Regions from separate parts of the Homo sapiens genome. Here region 1 is linked to region 2. A link is an interaction called in ENCODE POLR2A ChIA-PET data of the cell type or tissue named here. Cell type or tissue: Panc1. All regions are shown on one strand. Links, peaks and the distances in the headings refer to the core of each region. The heading gives the core; the rest is flanking DNA. Region 1 overlaps PDE5A (phosphodiesterase 5A). Region 2 has its middle 84 kb from the start of LINC01365.

Region 1 (8,000 bases), core at 1-8,000, 130 kb after region 2:
GTTGAAAATTGGCCTCATTTCTGACCCCAATTGATGGAATCTAGTGTAATCACTTCATTCACAGCTTTACTGTGACTAATTTATTTTTTATTTTTTTAAAAAGAAATGACCTTCAAAGCTCATCAAAAGATGAGCTTTTCCAGTGTGGATATTCCATATTCTCTGAAGGGAATTCCAACTGCGTAGTTTTTGGAGCAGTGATGCTATTATTAGATTAAGCATGTAACTCCCCAAGGCTATCGCTTTGAAGGGAACAGCACTCATTCAGATGTTTATGTCCTGGAATGCTTGATTCCATTCCACTCTAACCTCATGTTGTTGTAGCTATTGATTTCCTCTACTTTGGTTTTCCCTTTACTGACAAGATTTGCTTTAAACTATATGGTAAGGTAAAAATGATAACATTTGATAACCGTGGTATTATTTGTTAATGAATTCCTTCATTGATTTAACGCATGCTTTTGATTGAGTTCCTGTGCTAGGAATACAGTAATGAACAAAAAAAGAAAAAAAAAAAAACCCTCACAGAGTTTACAGCCTAATTTGAGATCTTCCCAATCTAAAGTGTAATGGAAAATTAAACTTTACCTTTGTTTCTTTAATTCATACTTAGAAATTTAACACCTCAGAAGTCCTTTATGATTATTGGGTGTGTATAATGTGCCTTGTAAAAGGGGAAATTCAAAAGATTAAAGGATTGTTTACAATCTGACTCAATGAGATTGTGTATATATGTGTATAATTTAAACTCTTAGGAATACTTGAGATAGAAGTACAGAATACTGAAGAACTGTAAAAGAGCCCTTACAAGGGAAGTAAAGTCATTTATTGAAAAGGTTGTTCTGGAGGCACAATAGAATCAGGTTGTGAGATGATATTACAGAGGTGGAGAGATGCCACTTTTTCCTGAATTTAAGTACAGCTATCTAAAGTGGTTAATATTTTGAATTTTCTTTATTTCTGAACATTTGTTCGAGTCTGTATTTTTTTCTCTTAAACACTAGCTGCTTATAAAAAAGCTCAGCAACTTCAATTTATCTTTGTCAAATATAATATGTACTTACATGATGATGCCTTTCACAACAATAAAATTGTTACTCAGAGTAACAAGGTAAGTCCAAGGTTAGATTTCTCTAATCTAATAAATCAGAAAAATCAAATCAATCTTTGAACAGGTCAGTCATTAAATTGAATTTCTTTTTCCATACTAGGATCCTCGGTTCAATGCAGAAGTTGACCAAATTACAGGCTACAAGACACAAAGCATTCTTTGTATGCCAATTAAGAATCATAGGGAAGAGGTAAGCCAATTTTCCATTTTATAAAAGGTCATTGGAAATATTTTTCTTTTTGAAAAATATTTTGTATTTACTTTGCATATATATGAAATAATGCTTTAGTGACAAATTAGCTATAAAGTTCTTAAATGTTCTGCTTGATTTTTTTTCTATTTAGATTTTTAGTTACAGGGCCTAATTCTGATAATTGCTTTACTATGCCCATTTACTTAGAAATAAATTTTATGCATGTCATATTCTACCTCCCCTCTTCCTGAAGGCGTTATTCTATCTTAAGATATGTAATTATGGTTGTGATTAGGATCAATTCATTGCATATTATGTTTTAGGAGTATGAGTAGTATTCATAAATGCTCATCCAACTACAGTGGTCATTAACGGATTTCATTCAAATTGAGGTTTTGAAAAAAATGGAAATCATAGCTAATTCTAATTATGTAAATTTCAATTTGAAATTTTAACAGGCAAATGAAAATATGTTAGTTTATATTTCACCTAACTAGAAGATTTGGATTCTGTTATCACTGAATTCCCTCTTCATTTTACACTTATTTGGAAAAAAGAGTTAATAAATTATCAGTTAAACTGAATATTTCAATTGAGCATTCTCAATCCTGACTGTGTATTACAACCAACTGGAGAAGTCTAAAAGATTACCAATTGTATTAATTGGGGTTCTCCACAGAAACAGAATCAATAGGATATATGAGGATATATGAGGGGATTTATTTATGGAAATTAGCTCATGCAATTATGGAGACCAAGAGGTCCCACAGTCTGCCATCTTCAAGCTGGAGAACAGGAAAACCTGTGGTGTAATTCAGTCTGAGGCTGAAGGCCTGAGAAATGGGAGATTTGCTGGTGTGAGTCCTAGAATCCAAGGATCTGAGTATTTGAAGTTCTGTTGTCTCAGAGGAGGGAGAAGATGGATGTCCCAGCTTCCGAAGAGAGAGCAATATATGCTCTTCCTCTGCCTTTTTGTTCTGTTTGGGCCCTTAGTGGATTGGATGATGCCCACCTACATTGGTGAGGGAGAATCTTTTTCACTCAGTCTACTGATTCAAATGCTAATTTCTTCTGGGAACACCCTCACAGACACACGCGGAAATGTTTTACCAGTTATCTGGGTATAGCATTTAAAAATTCTAATGCCGAGGTTTCACCTTAAATCAGAATCTCAGGGATTGGGACCCAGGTATTAGTATTTGTTAAAGCTCCCAAATGACTGCAGTGTGTGGCCAAGGTTGAGAACCACTGCCAATCATATTAGAAGTACTTGATGCTTCTACTTGATTTATATTCAAATTCTGACATTTATTCTCCTTCCTCCATCTAGTGTGTTACCAAACCCCATTGATTTTTTTCATTAGAATGTTTCTGATTTCAATATTTTTTTCTTTTTATTCGTGCTACCTGCATGCACCATGATTCAGATTTTGAAGTAATGCCTAAGGTTTTTAAATGTTCTTGTAAGGTGTTTCTATCCTTGCAGTCAATTTCCCTTTAGTCCATTCTACATATCACTGCCTGGAAATTTGCCTAAAACACAGCTTTCTAAATCAGTGCTTCTAAAACTGTGTTGTGCATAGGAATCACCTGGGGATTTTGTTAAAATGCAGATTCTGAATTCAGTAGGTCTGGGTAGAACCTGAGATTCTTTTCTAACAAGTACCAAGTTGATGATTACCTGGGTCTGCTGATCACAATTTGATTAACAAGGCCCTAAGTCAGTTACTTCTCAGTAGTCATTCTCAGTGCCTTAGAGTTGCCACATGGTTTCTTAAAAAGTGTAGTTCCAGCAGTAGTAACTAAAAATGCCTGCAGCAATGACGTAATATGAGATTAATTAATTAGTTTAATTAACTAAGTATGTGAATGAATACATAAAATTGAAAAGGCCATACATGGACTGATCATTATTGTGTTATTAATATGGTTGCCAGGTATATCAAATTTTTAAAGAAATGTGTCCCATGCATTATTTGGGACATCATTATACTAAGAAATTATTTGTTGTTTATCTGAACTCAAATCCAACTCAAATTTCATCTGGCAGGCCTAGTTATAAACCACAGACTAAGATTCCGTGCACTTAGGAAGACAATGTTCAGCTTTTAGTTATTAAGGATATTTTAAAATCGTGGCCCCCAAAACAGCTTTGTACCGGCAAAGGGATTCAGCCTGAATTATGCCCTGATTAAGCTTCTCTTTCTAGATAGTGTGAACAATTTCTCCAACAGTCAGGATTGGGGGAACTGATGAGAATGCAACAGAATCACTAGGAAGAAGTGAGTAGGATGGCCCTTTCTACAGAAAGTATCCTCAGGATATACATTCTTCCATATTATGACTGCCGGTGAGGATGATTTAAATTAAATAAAAAATTAAAAAAACACAGCTATATTGAGATATAATTCGCGTACTGACATGATTTGTCTGTGTCCCCACCCAAAATCTCACCTTAAATTATAATCCCCATAATCCCTACGTATCAAGGGCGGGACCAGGTGGAGGTAATTGGATCATGTGGGCGTTTTCCCCCATGCTGTTCGTGATAGTGAGTGAGTCTCATGAGATCTGATGGTTTTATAAGCATCTGGCATTTCCCCTACTTGTACTCACACCATCCTGCCGCCCAAGGTGTCTGCTTCTCCTTTGCCTTCTGCCATGATTGTAAGTTTCCTGGGGACTCCCCAGCAATGAGGAACTGTGTGTCAATTAAATCTCTTTCCTTTATAAATTACCCAGTCTCAGGTATTTCTTCAGAACAGTGTGAGAACAGATTAATACACATATAATATAATTTACCCAGCTTAAGTGTACAATTTGATGAATTTGAGATATGTATATTCGATCATGTAACCACCACTGCAATCAAGATATAGAACATTTCTGTCACTTCAAATGTTCCCCTGTACCCCTTCATAGTTGATCTCCTCCTCCCTTAACCCACAGCTCCTGACAAGCACTGATCTGCTTTTTGTCACTATTGTTTTGCTTTTTCTAGAATGTCATTTAAATGGAATCATACAGTATGTGGTCTTTTGTATGTAGCTTCTTTCACTTAGCCTAATGGGTGTGAGATTCAGCCCTACTGTTGGATGTATCAGTAGTTTGTACCTTTTTATTGCTGAGTGATTTATTCCATGGTATGGATATACTACAATTTGTTTATGCATTCATCAGTTGATAAACATTTCAGTTATTTCCAGTTTGTGTCTATTACAAAACAAAGCTGCTGTCAGTGTGTTTGCATACAGACCTTTGTGTGGACTTATGCTTTCACATCTTTTGGGTAAATACATAGGAGGGCAGTTGCTAAGTCATATGGTAGGTATTTATTTAATTTGATAAGAAACTTCCAAACTCTTCCAAAGTAGCTGTACCATATTTCATTCTTATCAGCAGTGTATGAGAGTTCCCCTTACATCACATCCTTGGCAACACATAGTGTATCAGTCTTTTTAATTCTAGGCATTCTACTGAGAGATGATTTAAATTTCATTACATGAATATGTAACCCCACTCTTAGCCAAGGACCTGCTGCCTTCTTACAGATCTGATTGAAGTGGGTTTGGCCACAGATCCCCAAATAGCCCGAAGCTCTCTCCTTTAGACTTCTGCTGGGTTCCTGAGCTTTCTCATGTCTCTCTCTGTGCTCTCACATCCTCTCCTGCTGGTGTCTGTTTTACCTTGTGGTGACTTAATATGAGCCTTGGACTCTTACACTAAGCATTTCATGAGATGAAAAAATCTTCAGTAGCTTCACTGGGGACTAAATACAGATTGAGTATACCTAATTTGAAAATCCAAAATGCTCCAAAATGTGAAACTTTTTGAGTGCTAACATGACCCTCAAAAGAAATGCTCATTGAAGCATTTTGGATTTTTCTGTTAGGGATGCTCAACTGATAATAATGCAAATATTCCAAAATCCAAAAATAATCTAAAACTTGAAACATTTCTAAGTCCCGAGCATTTCGGATAAGGGATGTTCAATCTGTAACTTTATTCAAGAGAGGGCTTCCAGAACACAGCTTTTTTTTTTTTTTTTTTTTTTTTTTTTTTTAAACAGAGTCTCGCTCTGTCACCCAGGCTGGAGTGCAGTGGTGCGATCTCGGCTCACTGCAGCCTCCGCCTCCCGGGTTTGCGCCATTCTCCTGCCTCAGCCTCCTGAGTACCTGGAACTACAGGCGCCCGCCACCACGCCCGGCTAATTTCTTTTTGTATTTTTAGTAGAGACAGGGTTTCACCGTGTTAGCCAGGATAGCTACGATCTCCTGACCTTGTGATCCGCCCACCTCAGCCTCCCAAAATGCTGGGATTACAGGCATGAGCCACCACGCCCGGCTTTTTTTTTTTTTTTTTTTTTTTTGAGACAGAGTCTCACTCTGTCACCAGGCTGGAGTGCAGTGTGGTATGATCTCGGCCCACTGCAACCTCTGCCTCCCGGGTTCAAGCAATTCTCCTGCCTCAGCCTCCTGAGTAGCTGGGACTACAGGCGTGCGCCACCACACCCAGCTAATTTTTGTATTTTTAGTAGAGATGGGATTTCCCCATGTTAGCCAGGATGGTCTCGATCTCTTGACCTCGTGATCCGCCTGCCTCAGCCTCCCAAAGTGCTGGGATTACAGGCGTGAGCCACTGCGCCCGGCCCAGAACACAGCTTTTTAAACATCTTGCTGACCCTCCCCATTCTCCTTCCTTCTCATCTTGCTCCCTTTCCTCCCAGGTTCACACTGCCAAGTTCAAAATTATTTCTCCTGAGAATTAACGTTTTCAGAGAAAAGAATGAAGAGAGACAGAACAGACACACTATCAAGCGTGGCTGTTATAATATAAAAAGTAATTTGGCTGGCCAAAAAATAAACCCAGGCCACTAACAAGGTGCAATATTTGACTTCCAGAATTATCTTTAAATTTATATCTGTATAAACAAACTCAGAGTAGTGTTTGCTTTTTATGTACACATAACTACTCTTTGTCGTGAAAATTTTAAACCAAAATGGAAAGTTGCAGGGAGGCTTTGGGGACTAATTATTAAGATTGCTTGCTCTGGGCTTGAATCCCATCTTTACCACTTAGTTGCTGGCTGACAAACCAGGATGGAACTGGTTAATCCCTTTGATCTTCAGTTTCCTCATCTGCAAAATGAGGGCAATAAAAGGATCTACCTTAAAGGGTTATTGGGAAGATTAAATGCATTCATGTGAGTGAAGGGTTTAACGTAGTTCCTGGCACACTGGAAGTGCATCAGCTACTATTCTTTAAAAGGAGATGTAGAACTAATAGAGCTTTAAAGAGAGACAAGGAATAAGAGCTGCATGAAGAGGTCATTAGCCACATAATAATCAGCTAACTGGGACCAAAGCCAGTACTCAGCTAACTGGGATCCCAACACAGCCCCTGACATAGTCTATTGATTACCCTCTAAGAAACTTTAAACTTAAGAGAAACATGTTTTTCTCTATTTTTCCTCATAAATAAGGCAAAATGAATTTGGTGTTTTCTCTTTTTCTAAGTCCACCCTTATCGAGTAAGCCAATACCCATTCTGACTAATTACCAAGGAACCTAAAAAGAACTGTGATTATTGAATCATTAAATATTGATTGTTTACAAAATATCCTGGTACCTTTCAGTGACACTGGTTTTTAAAGACATTGGTACCAACTCTGGAAAGCTGTTTTAATGGAGTAGTTGACTGCTGAATACTAAAGTCTGAATTATAACATAGGCCGGAAAATGCAGGAAGATTTTTAAGATTCACTGAAATATCTAAGCTCTTTATTTGCCTCTTATTCTTGTAAAGTATTTCAACTAATTAAAAATGTTTGGGAGTTCTTTTCATTAATGTTATAACCATAACTGTTATAGATACAGCAGTGCTTTTTTTACAAGTAAGGATCATAGATATTACTAAACATCTGTGATGGTAATTTTTGAAAAAAATCATAGAGGTTAAGTTTTTGCAATCTTCCCCTCTCCCTACTCCCTTCTAGAGAATGGAGTTAATGGGCAAAGTGGAAAAAGAAACTGGAGAAGTGTTAGAAGGCTAAAATAATTTATTTTGGAAGGTCAAAGAGCTACTGGCTGGAGAAAATGAATAAAGACAGAAAGAAAAAAGTGATCAAGGGAGAGAAGAGAGCCAGTCCAGAGTGTCTATGAGGGAGTAGTTTGAGGAGTATGGGGTAGGAGTTTGGAAATAACTGCCTTGTATGTAGGAGACAGTAAACATGTGTGATATTTATTAAGCAAATCTTGTGAAAACTGTGCTAATGATCTGGCAAGTATTAGTTCATTTAATCTTCATGACAACCATAAGAGGTAACCCATTATCTTATTCCTACCTAACAAAAAAGGAAACTGAGACATGAAACATATAGGGAACTTGCTCAAAGTCACATAACTAAAAACTGGCAAAGCTGAGATTCAAACCCAGGCATTCGGACTGTAGGGGTCATAATAGAGAGAAGAGCATTTCTTAAAAGTCTGCTATGGATGATGGCTGCACTCTGCTTCCCTCCTGATTGGTGTTTTCTTGAGACTCTGCAGTAAGCACTTAAATTATTGTTGATTTTGTTGGAGTGGAAGGTACACTGATGTGTTTAATGTGGCTACATGCAGAAGCAGGACTTGAGGTGGCAACAAGGAGATCTGCCTGTATTCTGCTGGCCCTTCAATGTTAGTGTTTAAACCGCTC
Region 2 (16,185 bases), core at 3,530-11,529:
TTAATCTTCAGTCTACTTCTTCAGCTTTATCTGTAGCCATCCCATATATACTTCCAAATGTTTTAAACTGTAATGTTTATCTCAGTGGCTAATAACACAAGCTGTGCAATCAGACTGTCTTGTTACCCAATAGGACTACCTTCAGATGCATAAGCTAGAGACAAAGTACTTGGCTTCTCTAAATTTCAGTTTTCCCATCTGCAAAATCGGGATCAAAAGAGTTGTTGTGAATGTTAAATGACACATACTAATACTCAATAGGTTGCTAGTGTTAATCACAGGAAATAAACACTTTATTCATTCTTATTTTCATGCCTTTACCCAAAACTGTTTTCCTAATATGTCCCCACATCTGGCAATTTTTTTCTCTAGGATGAATTCCTGTTTGTCTCTCAAAACCTTGTTCAAATGGCAACTGCCTTTAAAATTTTTCCTTTACCATTTCACTTAGAAAAAAATAGTTGCCACCACCACAATACTCTAACAGCATTTTGTATGTATTAAATTATTATAAACTGTATCTTCAAAAATCTACACATTCGCTTTCTCCTCTGTACTCTAAGGGCTGCATGGGAAACAATAACGTCTTTGCATCCTTATATTCTGTTACAGGTTGAATTGTGTCCACCCAAAAAAAGACATGCTGAAGTCCTAATACCCAGTACCTTAGAATGTGACCTTACTTGGAAATAGGGTTGTTGAAGATGTTATTAGTTAAGATGAGGTCATACTGGAGTAGGGTAGGCCCCTAATTCAATACGACTGATGTACTTTTCAGAAGAGAGCTATGTGAAAACAGAGACACAGAGAAAATGCATATGAAGATGGAGGCAGAGATTAGAGTGATGCTTCTACAAACACAGGGACACCTAGGATTGCTAGCTGTCACCAGAAGCTAGGAAAATGTAAGGAAGGATTCTTCCCTAGAGCTTCCAGAGGGAGCATAGCCCTGCGAACACCTTGATTTCAGACTTCTAGCCTCCAGAACTGTAAGACAATAACTTTATGTTATTTTAAGCCAGCCAGTTTGTTAATGACAGCTCTGAGAAACTAATACATATCCCTACATTCAGGGAAAAAATGCCAATATATTTGTGTTGAAGAAGAAAATGGCTTTAACAATTTAACTTATTCAATATGGACTTACGTGGAAACATAGAAGCGTTGCATGAAATTGCTAAATTAGACCATCAAAAATTCTGGCTCTAAGAGTCGTTGATTCTGTGTGAGTTCATATTTATTTAATGTCATATTTCAACTTCCTGCTCCATCTAAAATTGAGATGATAGATTCTTAGGAATTAGAACGCTCATTATATTCTTCCTTGCTCAGGAATCTACACTAATTGCTTGTAAGATGGAAATTATTGTTATCATCAAAGCAGTGACGTTAAGTTTCTCAACACATGATTCATAAAAATGACACAATTATTCATATCTATATGTTATCTGTAATCTAAGGATATTGTGTCTGAGGCTGTAGATAAATTTTTCCTAAGCATTTTTATTTATAACATATATGTTCTTAGTGTTCTATTAATCTATTACATGTAGTTATGCTGATTCATGCCTTATCGACACATTAATTTACACAGAAATGACAGCATAAAGAAAGATAAAACAAATCTTATATTCTAGGCCAGAATTAAGGTCTATTCCCTATTTCAGTAACTGTAGCTTAGACAGAGGGAAATAATTCTAGAAGAATTTGGAAAGAGAAATGTAATTTTAGTCATTGTGGTTAAAAGGACATTCATTGTATAATTAAAAATTCCAAAGTACACTGGGAAGGCAGAATGCCACACTACTTGGTGCCTAAAATAACACATTATTATAAAGTAGAGCAATTTCATTTTTAGAGCATGAGAAATTCAAGACTATGAAACATTTGCTTTCTGAGATTTGTCTGAGCCTTAACTTCAAGAACATGCAGTGAAGGCGTAAACTTTATTATTAAATAGAGAATTCTGCCCTCCCTGAGCCAAACATCCAGTTTCCTGACACCTACACTTAATTTTGGCCCTAAATAGATGTCTCACCTTTTATTGTTTAGGTCTGCAAGTGCCAGGCCCCACAATGAAGGAAACTAGAATAGTCACAATCCCAGTGTACATGTTCTCCAGACGGTCATCCACTAATCATGGCTATGTTTTATGCCAGGTTCACCACTGATTTTCTGTGGCAGTTTTGGATAAGTTACTGTTCTCTGAAACTCATCACCATTATTATTGGGGGTTAATGGAACCAGGAAGCACGTTGAAGGAAGGACAATGCTTATTTCTTAATAGAAATCACTTACTAATTCTCTAGCCTAGCAACCGGTGAACTACAGCCCATGGGACAAATCCAGCCCAACACCTGCTTCTGCAAATAAACTTTTATAGGAACAGCCACTCCTGTTCTTTTATATGTTGCCTATGGCTGCCTTTCCCCTGAAGATTTGAGTAGTAAAAAAGACCACATAGCCCACAGATCCTAAAATATGTACTTCTTACTTGGCCCCTTAAAGGAAAAGTTTGCTGACCCCTCTCTAAGCCCTTGCTACTGAAAGTGCAGTCCTCAGACCAGCAGTATCTGCATCAGCTGGGAGCTCAGTAGAAATGCAGACACTCAGGCCCCACCCACAGCTTCTGAATCAGAATCTGCCTTTTCACAAGATCCCCATGTAATTCACATGCAAGTAAACATCGAGAAGCATTAGTCTAGGCTGTCAAGGCCAGGAGTCAGCAAACTTTTCCTATACAGGGACAGATAGTAAATATTTTAACCTTTTTGAAAATATGTCTCTGTTGCAGCTATTCAACTTGGCCTTGGAAGCTGGAAAGTTGCCACAGACAATATATAAATAAATGGGTATGGTTCTATCTCAATAAAACTATTTATGGTCACGCAAATTTGAATCTCATGTAATTTTCACATCACAAAATGTTATTAGTTTTTATTTTTTTCAATCATTTAAAAATGTAATGATTTCAATCATTTCTTAGCTGACCTGCCACACAAAAACAGGCAGCAGGCTGGATTTGGCCCATAAGCCATAGTTTGCAGAGATCTAGTCTAGGATACTGCCTCATTACTTACTGTCACATCATTGTTTAGCCAATACTTTGCCTCCCTTTTCACTCTCCCCAAGACTCTAAACACCTAGTTTATATTTTCTTTTCTCTTTTATTTTCTTTCTTTCTTTCTTTCTTTTTTTTAAGAGACATGGCCTCTGTCTGTCACCCAGGCTGAAGAGCCATGGCGTGATCATAGTTCACGGCAGCCTTAAAGTCCTGGGCTAAGCAATACTCCTGACTCAGCCTTCTGAGTAGCTAGGACAACAGGTGCATGCTACCAAACCTGGCTAATTTTTAAGTTTTTATTGTTTGTAGATACAACGTCTTGCTGTGTTCTCCAGGCTGGCTTCGAACTCCTGCAGCTCAAGCGATTTCCTGCCTCGGCCACCTAAAGTGCTGGCATTACAGGCATGAAAGACTGCACCTGGCCTAGTTTATATTTTCTAGTACATGTGACTTTAGATCAGTTACTAATTACTTATCTGATTTATCCTAGAATATGTTGCTGTTCCTCCTGTATAATTTCTAACTTGTAACAAAGGTTCTGTCAAATGATGTGATGGTGTACTACATATTTTTCATTGGCAGAATAAATACAGTACAGAGAGACTACTAGGAGGATAGATATATTATGCATATGTATATAATGTACATATTATGTATATCTTTTTGGGGCTCAGAAACAGATACCCTACAATATGGTGCTTTGACTTGCTTTGACATGATGAATTGAAGAGGAAACCTCAAGGTCTCTCTGACCTATTTCCCCTCACCCCTCCTGGCTCTCGATCCTCTGTGTCTCCCAAAGCACAGGATGAAGTTGTTCTCTGAAGTTCCTTATCTGCTTAAAATTTGGACCTGCCAAAGAAGAAAATAATTATCTCTGTTTCCTTCCTTGAGTTTTCATTAACTAAACTCATGCCACAGAAAAAAAAGACTGAAGTCTGTCAAAAACCTGGACAGGCTTTTGTTACATACGTTTGTTTGTGCTGTGGGCCCAGCAGACTTTGTGCCAGCATTGTATGTTCTTCAAGCCCATTGACTTCCCCTCAAAACCATTTATTATCCCTCTAAATCATCCACAGTTCCCATCTTCCTTTCCCCTGAGAAGTAGGGTATATAAGCACCTGTACCCCATTGGGATATTGTGTAATCACTCTGTGATTCTCCTCGTGTACACGTTAATAAATTTGTATGCTTTTTCTCCAATTAATATGCCTTTTGTGAGCTGACTTTTCAGTGGACCTTCAGAGAGCAAAGGGGAAATTTCCCTTCTTCCCTACAATCTCATATACATGTATGTTGGTCAGCAAACCTATCTGTTTATACACATACCTGGTTCTGAAGGAATGGGAATCTAACCGCAATTAAGAACTCTTTTGGCCCCAAATTCAAACCAACCATATTAACTGTTTCTAAATATGCTGGCAGGGTTCAAGTCTCTTTAATTGATAGGCAAAACTTTTGATATACAGAGCTTATTAATAGATCAGTATTAGAAAAAATGTGTAGCTCATAGAAACCTTTATGTTCAAACTTTATCAAAGCTAACTTTAGAGACACAAAATGAAGACCTGTCACTAACGATGGGTAGATGAAAGCACTTTATTGAATTAACACAGCATTAATAATTTGGGTTAACCAATTTGAGAAACATGAAAGTGCCCAAGATTTTTCAGAAGTGCACTTTATATAAAATATATATACACAATCTTATAGGAAATATATATACATGTTCCTATATATATAATCTTATAGGAAATATATATAATCTTATAGGAATCATATATAATCTTACAGAAAACATATATATATGTTCCTATATATGTTTCTTATATATTGTGTGTATATATGTGTCTTATATATAATCTTATATATAATCTTATGGGAAACATATATATATGTTTCCTATATATTATGTGTGTATATATATAGATATGAAAAAATGTGTGCATGTATATATATACACAATCTTATATTGTATGTGTATATGTGTATATGTACACAATATGTATTTTTAAAATTTTTATTCTAAATGGATTTGCTAGAATAGGTTCTGACTCCTGGTCTAGGTTACTGCCATCTCCCTCTCTCTCTTTCTGTACATATATTTTTTCTTTTTTTTTTTTTACTTGAGTAAAAATGAAAATGAGTTTATTTTATCTTTCTGTCATCATCCAGTTTTCTCTATTCTTTCTAGGATAATTTATTCTTAGGATACAAGCCTGAAGTAAAGGCCTACCTACTTAGTCTGACAAATCTTTTTTTCTTTTTTTCGTGACAGGGTGTCGCTCTGTCACCCAGGCTGGAGTGCAGTGGCAGGTCTTTCACCTTGAAGATTTGAGTAGTAAAAAGGACTACATAGCCCACAGATCCTAAAATACATACTCATTACTTGGCTCTTCAAAGGAAAAGTTTGCTGACCCTACTCTAAACCCATGCTACTTAAAGTGCAGTCCTCAGACCAGCAGCATCTGCATCATCTGGGAGCTCAGTAGAAATGCAGACACTCAGGCCCCACTCACAGCTCCTGAATCAGAGTCTGCCTTTTCACAAGATCCCCAAGTAATTCACATGCACAGTAAACACTGAGAAGCATTGGTTTAGGCCAAAGATCAGCAAACTTTTTTTGTAAATGGCCAGATAGTAAATATTTCACCCTTTGTGGCAATATGTCTCTGTTGCACCTATTCAACTGGGCCTTGGAAACTGGAAAGTGGCCACAGACAATACGTAAATAATTGGGCATGGTTCCATCTCAGTAAAACTATTTATGGTCACTGAAATTTGAATTTCATATAATTTTTACATGTCACAAAATTACTTTTATTTATTTAACCATTTAAAAATGTAATAACCTTTTATAGTTCACAGGCCAAACAAAACATATATATGCATACCTATCTATCTATCTACATATCTCCCTTAGCTCATTCTCTCAGAGATAGTGTATAATATACATATACATGTATATAAAAGAGATTGTAGGAATGAAGGGAACTTTATTAATGTGCATGTACAAAAATGGTTATATATTTAATTTAATTAATTAATTAATTTGTTTTGAGACAGAGTCTTACTTTGTCACCCAGGCTGGAGTGCAGTGGCACAATCACAGCTCACTGCAGCCTCGACCTCACAGGCTTAATTGATCCTCTCACCTCAGCCTCCCAAGTAGGTGGGACTGTAGATGTGCAACACCAGGTCTGGCTAATTTTTTTATTTTTGTAGTGATGGAGTTTTGCCATGTTGCCCAGGCTAATGTTGAACTCCCAGGCTCAACCGATCTTCCTGTCTTGGCCTCCCAAAGTCCTGGGATTACAGGTGTGAGCCATGGCACTCAGCCCTGACAAATCCTTTAACTGTAAATGATTCACTAATGAAGTATTTCCACAAGCTGTGGCAGTTAGAAAGATTTCAGCCACAAGAAACAGAAAATTTTGGCTTAACAAGCTGGATCATGATGGCATTTATTCTTTCACAGAAGAAATGTTCAGATTAAGTGACTCCAGGCTTGCTTATTTCAATGCTTTAAAAACATTATCAAAGACTGAGTGTCTTTTCATTTTTTCATATTTCTTTAGGCTTGTCCTTAAGCTAACTACTTTATATCATAATTAAACAAGGTAATATCCAGACAAAATATTCTCTTTTTCAATCTGTTTTTTGTTTCAATAGGTTTTAGGGGAACAGGTGGTGTTTGGTAAATGGATAAGTTCTTTAGTGGTGATTTCTGAGATTTTTGTGAACCCATCACCTGAGCAGTGTACACTGTACCCAATGTGTAGTCTTTTATCCCTCACCCCCTCCCACCCTTCCCCACGAGTCCCCAAAATCTATTGTATCATTCTTATGTCTTTGTGTCCTCATAGCATAGCTCCCACTTGTAAGTGAGAACACACGATGTTTAGTTTTCCATTCCTGAGTTACTTCACTTAGAATAATGGTCTCCACTCCATGCAGGTTGCTGCAAATGCCATTATTTCATTTCTTTTTATGGCTGAGTAATATTCCATGGTATGTGTGTGTAGCTAGATAGATAGATATCTTTATCCACTCATTGATTGATAGGCATTTCAGCTGGTTCCATATTTTTGCAATTGCAAATTGTGCTGTTATAAGCATGTGTGTCCAAGTATCTTTTTCATATAATGACTTATTTTCCTCTGGGTAGATACTCAGTAATGGGATTGCTGGATCAAATGATAGATCTACTTTTAGTTCTTTAAGGAATCTCCATACTGTTTTCCATAGTGGTTGTACTAGTTGCATTCCCACAAGCAGTATAAAAGTGTTCCCTTTTCACCACATCCAAGCCAAGATCTATTTTTTTTTATTTTTTTTAATTATGGCCATTCTTGCAGGAGTAAGGTAGTATTGCATTGTGGTTTGATTTGCATTTCCCTGATAATTAGTGATGTTGAGCATTTTTGTCATATGCTTGTTGACCATTTGTATATCTTCTTTTGAGAATTGTCTATTCATGTCCTTAGCTCACTTTAATGGGATTATTTGTTTTTTTTCTTGCTGATTTATTTGAGTTCCTTGTAGATTCTGGATATTAGTCCTTTGTCAGATACATACTTTGTGAAGATTTTCTCCCACTCTGTGGGTTGTCTGTTTACTCTGCTGATTAATTCTTTTGCTGTGCAGAGGTTTTTTAGTTAAGTCGCATCCATTTATCTTTGTTTTTGTTGCATTTGCTTTTGTGTTCTTGGTCATGAAGTCTTTGCCTAAGCCAATGTCTAGAAGGGATTTTCCAATGCTATCTTCTAGAATATTTATCATTTCAGGTCTTAGATTTAAGTCTCTGATCCATCTTGAGTTGATTTTTGTATAGGGTGAGAGATGAGGATCCAGTTTCATTCTTCTACATGTGGCTTGCCAATCACCCCAGCACCATTTGTTGAATAGAGTCCTTTCCCCACTTTATGTTTTTGTTTGCTTTGTCAAAGATCAGTTGGCTGTAAGCATTTGGCTTTATTTCTGGGTTCTCTATTCTGTTCCATTGGTCTACGTGCCGATTTTCATAGCAGTACCATGCTGTTTTGGTGACTATAGCCTTGTAGTATAATCTGAAGTCAGGTAATGTGATGCTACCTGATTTGTTATTTTTGCTTAGTTTTGCTTTGGCTATGCAGGCTATTTTTGGTTCCATATGAAATTTAGAATTGTTTTTTCCAGTTCTGTGAGGAATTATGATGTTATTTTGACAGAAATTGCATTGCATTTATAGATTGCTTTCAGCAGTAAGACCATTTTTACAGTATTGATTCTACCCACCCATGAGCATGGAATGGTTTCCATTTGTGTGTGTCATCTATGATTTCTTTCCACGGTGTTTTGTAGTTTTCCTTGTAGAGGTCTTTCACCTCCTTGGTTAGGTATATTTCTAAGGGTTTTTTTTTCGTTGTTTGTTTGTTTGTTGCAGCTATTGTAAAGGGGGTGAGTTCTGGATTTGGTTGTCAGCTTGGTCACTGTTGGTGTATAGCTGTGCTACTGATTTACATACATTGATCTGGTATCCTGAAACTTTACTGAATTCATTTATCAGATCTAGGAAGTTTTTGGATGAGTCTAGGGTTTTCTAGATATACAATCATATTATCAGCAAACAGCAACAATTTGACTTCCTCTTTACCAATTTAGACACCCTTTATTTCTTTCTCTTGTCTTATTGCTCTGGCTAGGAATTCCAGTACTATGTTGAATAGAAGTGGTGAAAGTGGGCATCTCTGTCTTGTTCCAGTTCTCGGGGGAATGCTTTCAACTTTTCCCTGTTCAGTATAATGTTGACTGTGTGTTTGTCAGAGATGGCTTTTATTACATTAAAGTATGTCTCTTCTATGCCGATTTTGCTGAAGGTTTTAATCATAAAGGATGCTGGATTTTGTCGAATGCTTTTTCTGCATCTATTAAGATGATCATGTGATTTTTGTTTTTAATTCTGTTTATGTGGTGTATCACATTTATTGACATCTGTATGTTAAACCATTCCTGTAACCCTGGTATGAAACCCATGTGATCATGGTAGACTATCTTTCTGATATGCTGTTGGATTCCATTAGCTAGTATTTTGTTAAGAATTTTTGTATCTATGTTCATCCAGGATATTGGTCTATAGTTTTCTTTTTTTGTTATATCCTTTCCTGGTTTTGGAATTACCATGATACTGACTTCATTGAATGATTTAGAGAATATCCCTCTTTCTTTATCTTGTGGAATAGTGTCAACAGGATTTGTTCCAATTCTTCTTTGAATGTCTGACGTAATTCAGCTCTGAATATGTCTGGTCCTGGCCTTTTTTTTTTTTCTTTTGGCAATTGTTTTTATTACTGTTTCAATCTCACCACTTGTAATTGGTCTGTTCAGAGTTTCTACTTCGGTCACCTTGAATAATCTTTTGTATTTCTGTGGTATTGGTTGTAATATTTTTTGTTTCATTTCTAATTGAGTTTCTTTGGATATTTTTTCTTCTTAATCTTGCTAATGGTCTATCGATTTTGTTTATCTTTTCAGAAAACCTGTTTTTGTTTCATTTATCTTTTGTATTTTTTAGTTCCAATTTCATTTATTTCTGCTCTGATCTTTGTTATTTCTTTTCTTTCTGCTGGGTTTGGGTTTGGATTGTTTTTGTTTCTCTAGTTTGTTTGAGTGTGACCTTAGATTTGTGCTCTTTCAGACTTTTTGATGAAGGTGTTTAATGTATGAACTTTAATATTGGCACCACTCTTGCTGTATCCCAAAGGTTTTGATAGGTGTGTCACTATTATCATTCAGTTCAAAGAACTTTTTAATTTCCATCTTAATTTCATTATTTATCCAATGATCGATCAGGAGCAGGTTATTTAATTTCGTTGTATTTGCATGGTTTTGAGGATTCCTTTTGAAGTTGATTTCCAATTTTATTCCACTGTGATTTGAGAGAGTACTTGATATAATTTTCTATTTTCTTAAATTTACTGAGACTTGTTTTGTGGCCTATCATATGGTCTATCTTGGAGAATATTCCATGCACTGATGAATAGAATGCATATGTTGAAGTTGTTTGGTAGAATGTTTTGTAAATATCTGTTAAGTCCATTTGTTCTAGGGTATAGTCTAATTCCATTGTTTCTTTGTTGACTTTGTCTTAATGACCTGTCTGGTGCTGTCAGTGGAGTTTTGAAGCCCCCCACTATTATTGTGTTCTTATCTATCTCTTTCCTTAGGTCTAGTAATATTTGTTTTATAAATCTGGGAACTCAGTGTTAGGTGCATATATATTTAGGATTGTGATATTTTCCTGTTGGATAAGGCCTTTTATCATTATATAATGTCCCTCTTTGTCTTTTTTAGCTGCTGTTACTTTAAAGTTCATTTTGTCTGATGTAGGAATAGCTACTCCTGCTCCTTTTGATGTCCATTTGCATGGAATGTCTTTTTCCACCCCCTTACCTTAAGTTTATGTGAGTCCTTATGTGTTAGGTGGGTCTCTTGAAGGCAGCAGATAGTTGGTTGGTGAATTCTTATCCATTCTGCAATTCTGTATCTTTTTAATGGAACGTTTAGAAATTTGCATTCAACATTAGTATTGAGTTATGAGGTACTATTCTATTCATCATGCTATTTGTTGTTTGTAAAATTTTTTTTTGTATTTTTGTTTTATAGATCCTGTAAGATTTATGCTTTAAAGAGGTTCTGTTTTGATATGTTTCCAGGATTTGTTTCAAGATTTAGAGCTCCTTTTAGCAATTCTTGTAGTGCTGGCTTGATAGTGGCAAATTCTCTCAGTATTTGTTTGTCACAAAAAGACTACCTTTCCTTAATTTATGAAGCTTAGTTTCACTGAATACAAAATTCTTGGCTGATAATTGTTTTGTTTAAGGAGGCTAAAGATAAGACCCCAATCCCTTCTAGCTTCTAGGGTTTCTACTGATAAATCTGCTGTTAATCTAATAGGTTTTCATTTATAGGTTACCTAATCCTCTTGCCTCATAGCTCTTAAAATTCTTCCCTTTGTCTTTAGATAATCTAATGACTATGTGCCTAGGTGATGATCTTTTTGTGATGGATTTCCCAGGTGTTCTTTGAGCTTCTTGCATTTGGTTGTCTACATCTCTAGCAAGGCCAGGGAATCTCCTTGATTTTTCCCTTAAATAAGTTTTTCAAACTTTTAGGCTGGTCTTCTTCCTCAGGAGCACCAATTATTCTCAGGTTTGTCATTTAACATAATCCCAAACTTTTTGGAGTCTTTGTTCCTTTTTTAAAAAATTATTTTTTCTTTGTCTTTGTTAAATTAGATTAATTTGAAAGCCTTGTCTTTGAGCTATGAAGTTCTTTCTTCTACTTTTTAAATTGTATTGTAACTTTCTGATGCATTTTTCATTTCTCTTAGCATGTCTTTCATTTCCAGAGGTTGTGATTTGTTAAAAAATTTATGCTATCTCTTTCTCTGGATATTTTTTTCATCCATATCCTGTATTATTTTTCTTCTTTTTTCTTTTTTCTCCCCTCCCCAATTCTTAAAATTTCTTTAAGTTGGTTTTCACCTATCTCTGGTGCCTCCTTGAGTAGCTTAATAATCAACCTTCTGAATTCTTTTTCTGGTATTTCAGAGATTTCTTCTTGGTTTGGATCCATTGCTGGTGAGCTAGTGTTGTCTTTGTGGGGTGTTGAAGAACCTTGCTTTGTCATATTACCAGAATTGTTTTTTTGGTTTCTTCTCATTTTGTAGACTAGGTCAGAGGAAAGATCTAGGGCTCAAGAGCTGCTGTTCATATTCTTTTGTCCCACGAGGTGATCCTTTGATGTGGTGCTCCCCTGCTTCCGCTAGGGATGGGGCTTCCTGAGAGCCAGACTGCAGTGTTTATTATTGCTCTTCTGGGTCTAGCTAACCAGCGGAGCTACTGGGCTCCAGATTGGTACTGCGGAGTGTCTGCTAAGAGACCTGTGATATGATCCATCTTCAGGTCTTTCAACCATAGATACGGGCACCTGCTCCAGTGGGAGGTAGCAGGGGAGTGAAATAGACTCTGTGAAAATCCTTGTTTGTAGTTTTGTTTATGTAGTTTAGAATGCTGGTTTTCTCAAATGCTTGCTGTGCTAGCATTGAAGTTGTCACATGGCCAGACTCAGGACCTATGGTTAGCCAGGATGTTAAAGGCAGTGGAGTTAGCTGTTGTTTTCTCCTTTCTTGAAGTGAGGTTATTTTTTTATGAGGTGCTAAAATGGCTTGAGTTGGTTGGCCTCCATCCAAGAGGTGGTGCTTTCAAGACAGCATCAGCTGCAGTAGTATAAAGGGGATACAAGCTTGACCTAGGGTCACCTGGATAAATATTTGGGTTTCTCAGACAGTGGACAGGTCCATAGAGTTCTCAAAAGATTATGTCCTCTGTCTTCAGCTATCAGGGTGGGTAAAGAAAGACAATCAGGTTGGGGCAGAGTTAAGCTCTTCTGAGTTCAAAGTCTCCTTGGGTGGGGCTTCCTGTGGCTGCTGTGGCTGCTGTGGGGGATAGGGGATGGTCTTCTGGCTTATGGAGTTATGTTCCTAGGGGGATTATGGCTGCTTCTGCTGTGTCATACAGGTCACCAGGGAAGTGGGGTAAAGCCAGCAGTCACAGGCCTCACCAAGCTCCCACATAGCCAGCAAGGCCAGTCTCACTCCCACTGTGCCCCACCAACAGTACCAAGTTTATATCAAGGCAGCCAGAAAGCAGGGCTGAGATCTTGCTCCAGGCGACAAGCCTCCTTGCTGAGAAAGCAAGCAGGGCTTTCAGGCTCCACCCTCCCCACCTGCTGTAGGTTCTGTGCTCCTAGCTGCACTTTGCATTCACCCGCTTACCCGCCACTGGATTCTGGCCAGCAAAATTCACACTCAATCGAAATTATTACAAAGTTGAGTTGGAAGTTTCTTTCTCCCTGTGGTACTTCCCCAATTCCACTAGCTGCCCTCCCCAAGGACTCCTGTGAGACAAAGTCAGAAATGGCTTCCCTGGGGACCAGGAGTGCCTAAAGGGCTCTTACTGCGCTTCTTTTTTTTTTTTTCTTTTTTTTTTTTTTTTGAGATGGAGTTTTGCTCTAGTTGCCCAGGCTGGAGTCCAATAGCGTGATCTCGGCTCACCACAACCCCTGCCTCCCGGGTTCAAGCGATTCTCCTGCCTCAGCCTCTCAAGTAGCTGGGATTACAGGCATGTGCCACCACACCTGGCTAATTTTGTATTTTTTAGTAGAACTGGGGTTTTTTTGTGTTAGTCAGGCTGGTCTTGAACTCCCATCCTCAGGTGATCCACCCACCTTGGCCTCCCAAAGTGCTGGGATTACAGGTATGAGCCACCATGCCTGACCCACTTCTTCTACTTTTATATTTCACTCAGCCCTCTAAATTTATTTCAGCTCTAAGTAAGGTTAAACCCTTCTCCTGTGATCTGGATTTTCAGGTTTCCCAGTAAGGATGTACCTTTGGAGGTAGACATTTCCCCCCTCTCACACTTTGGACACTCACAGTTTTTAGCTGTCTCATGGAGTTTGCAGTGGCAAGCCACTTCTTTCAAAGGGTCTGTGAATTCTTTCAGTTTTCCTGGTATGTTCCTATGGTAGTTCTTGGAGTAAAAGTTTACAATGTGAGTCTCTGCACCCTGTTCAGTCCGTCCGTCCAAGTCGGAGCTGCAAGTTAGTCTTGCCTCCTATCAGCATTTTTGAATTGTACTCTTTAAATCTTTTCCATCTTTTTTTAATCATGGCAAAATTTTTCCCTGAACCCTGCAGTAGATTCTCTTTCATGGCTCATTGAAATACATTACACCTGTTGTTAAAATTCGAACTGGCAAAAAGAATGAGATTGCCATGATTGCATTAGGAAACCACATGGCCATGTGAAGGAAGTTAAATTACCTGAACAAAAATCAGTGTTCTATTAGAAGGGAAGAAGCTGGGAGGTATGGGGAGTTGCTATTGGGTAGTAAAACAATACTCAAATTCTACAACCAGAATTAATATTTAACAAGTTGTTACTAATAAAAGGTACCCCATTTATTAGCCAGAGTTAATTTGAAGGTACCTAATTAAATTTCAGGGAGTAGATACCATTAAGAAATTCTAATGTGACCTTACAACCCAAATATTGGAAGTAAGTAGTAGTAAGAAGCAACAGAAACATAATTACAAAATTCAAGGCACATACCACAATCAAAGAAGAGCTATAGACATTGTCAAAGCCTAACCCTAACACCTTTTAGCAGAGTAATATCTATCATTTGATTCAAGTAGATGGAATTTGCAATCTCCACCCAGGCTCCAGCCAACTTTCTCTTTAACATATAATTGTTCCAAGTAATATAATTGCTAGTGAGTTAGAATCTGAACTCTTTTAAGGTCCCTTTATCTAGTTCAGTCAAATGCTTGACATTTTAATAACATTTCATTGACTCCTGCTTTTCTCTTATATTTTTGTTGTCTTATTGTCCCTTTTATTGGTCACAATTCTACAGTGGAAAATAGACAGCATATGCTCCACCTAAGGGACCAGCTGCTTTCCTGCTGGCTAGTGGAAATGTGGGCTCAAGATGGTGAGATTTTCTAACTTTTCAGGAGAAATCAGAACTCTGAATGTTTTATGTAGTAATCTCCCAATTTGACCATATTGGTAAATTCTGGGTTCTGATTAAATAAATGTGCCCACTTTGTGAAAACTCCTTGAGCTGTATACTTTGATTTGTGTATTATTTTGTATTAAAGGATAATATACACTTCAATACAAAATTTGCTTCAAAATGAGCAACTGTATTAGTCTGTTCTCATGCTGCTAATAAAGACATACCCAAGACTGGGTAATTTATAAAGGAAAGAAGTTTAATTGACTTACAGTTCCACATGGCTGGGGAGACCTCACAATCATGGTGGAAGGCAAAGGACGAGCAAAGGCATATCTTTCACAGTGGCAGGCAAGAGAGCATGTGAAGGGAACCCCCCTTTATAAAACCATCAAATATCATGAGACTTATTCACTATCACAAGAAGAGCATGGGAAAGACCTGCACCCATGATTCAATTACCTCCCACCAGGTCCCTCCCATGGAACATGGGAATTATGGGAGCTATGATTCAAGATGAGATTTGAGTGGGGACACAGCCAAACCATATCATTCTATCCCTAAGCCCTCCCAAATCTCATGTCCTCACATTTGAAAACCAGTCATGCCTTCCCAACAGTCCCTAAAAGTCTTAACTCATTACAGCATTAACTCAAAAGTCCATAGTCCAAAGTCTCATCTGAGACAAGGCAAGTCCCTTCCACCTATGAGCCTGTAAAACCAAAAGCAAGTTAGCTACTTCTTAGATACAATGTGGATACAGGCATTGGGTAAATATACCCATTCTAAATGGAAGAGTTGACCAAAATGAAGGGTCTACAGGCCCCATGCAAGTCCAAAATCCAGAAGCGCAGTCAAATCTTAAAGCTCCAAAATAATCTCCTTTGACTCCATGTCTCAATCCAGTTCATGCTGATGCAAGAGGTGGGTTCCCATGGTCTTTGACAACTCCACCCTTATGGTTTTTCAGGGTACAGGACCCTCCCTGCTGCTTGCTTGCTTTCTTTTTTTTTTTTTTCTTTTTTTGAGACAGAGTCTCACTCTGTCACCCAGGCTGGAGTGCAGTGGTGTGATGTCGGTTCACTGCAACCTCTGCCTCCCAGGTTCAAGCGATTCTCCTGCCTCAGCTTCCTGCATAGCTGGGTTTACAGGCACACGCCACCATGTCCAGCTAATTTTTGTATTTTTGGTAGAGACAGGGTTTCATCATATTGGCCAGGCTGGTCTTGAACTCCTGACATTGTGATCACCCCCCTGGCCTCCCAAAGTGCTGGGATTACAGGCGTGAGCCACTGTCCCCAGCCTCTCCCTGCTGTTTTCACAGGCTGGCATTGAGTGTCTGTGGCTTTTCTGGGCACACAGTGCAAACTGTCAGTGGACCTACCATTCTTGGGTCTGGAAGATGGTGGCCCTCTTCTCACAGCTCCACTAGGCAGTGCCCCAGGGGGAACTGTGTGTGGGGCCTCAAACCCCACATTTTCCTTTCACACTGCCCTCCATGAGGGCCCCGCCCCTGCTGCAGACTTCTTCCAAGACATCCAGGCATTTTCATACATC

What was found. Peaks named below come from ENCODE experiments on the same cell type or tissue, not always from the same donor. Only the 100,000 strongest peaks of a DNase experiment are listed, where the experiment ranks them.
Region 1: POLR2A ChIA-PET joins it to region 2 with 6 read pairs; 2 of 35 experiments call an interaction of 5 or more read pairs at or near these places.

The regions. Positions count from the first base shown.
Region 1 is chr4:119,589,824-119,597,823 of GRCh38, reverse strand. It overlaps PDE5A (phosphodiesterase 5A), which reads left to right. Exons shown (of 21, transcript NM_001083.4): 3 at 1,212-1,301. Among named protein-coding and RNA genes, the nearest start is that of PDE5A, 35 kb to the left of the region's middle. In Panc1, for the core only: no CTCF peak of the experiment used is centred there; no DNase peak of the experiment used is centred there.
Region 2 is chr4:119,712,314-119,728,498 of GRCh38, reverse strand. No RefSeq gene overlaps it. Among named protein-coding and RNA genes, the nearest start is that of LINC01365, 84 kb to the left of the region's middle. In Panc1, for the core only: no CTCF peak of the experiment used is centred there; no DNase peak of the experiment used is centred there; H3K27ac peaks cover 3,720 bases.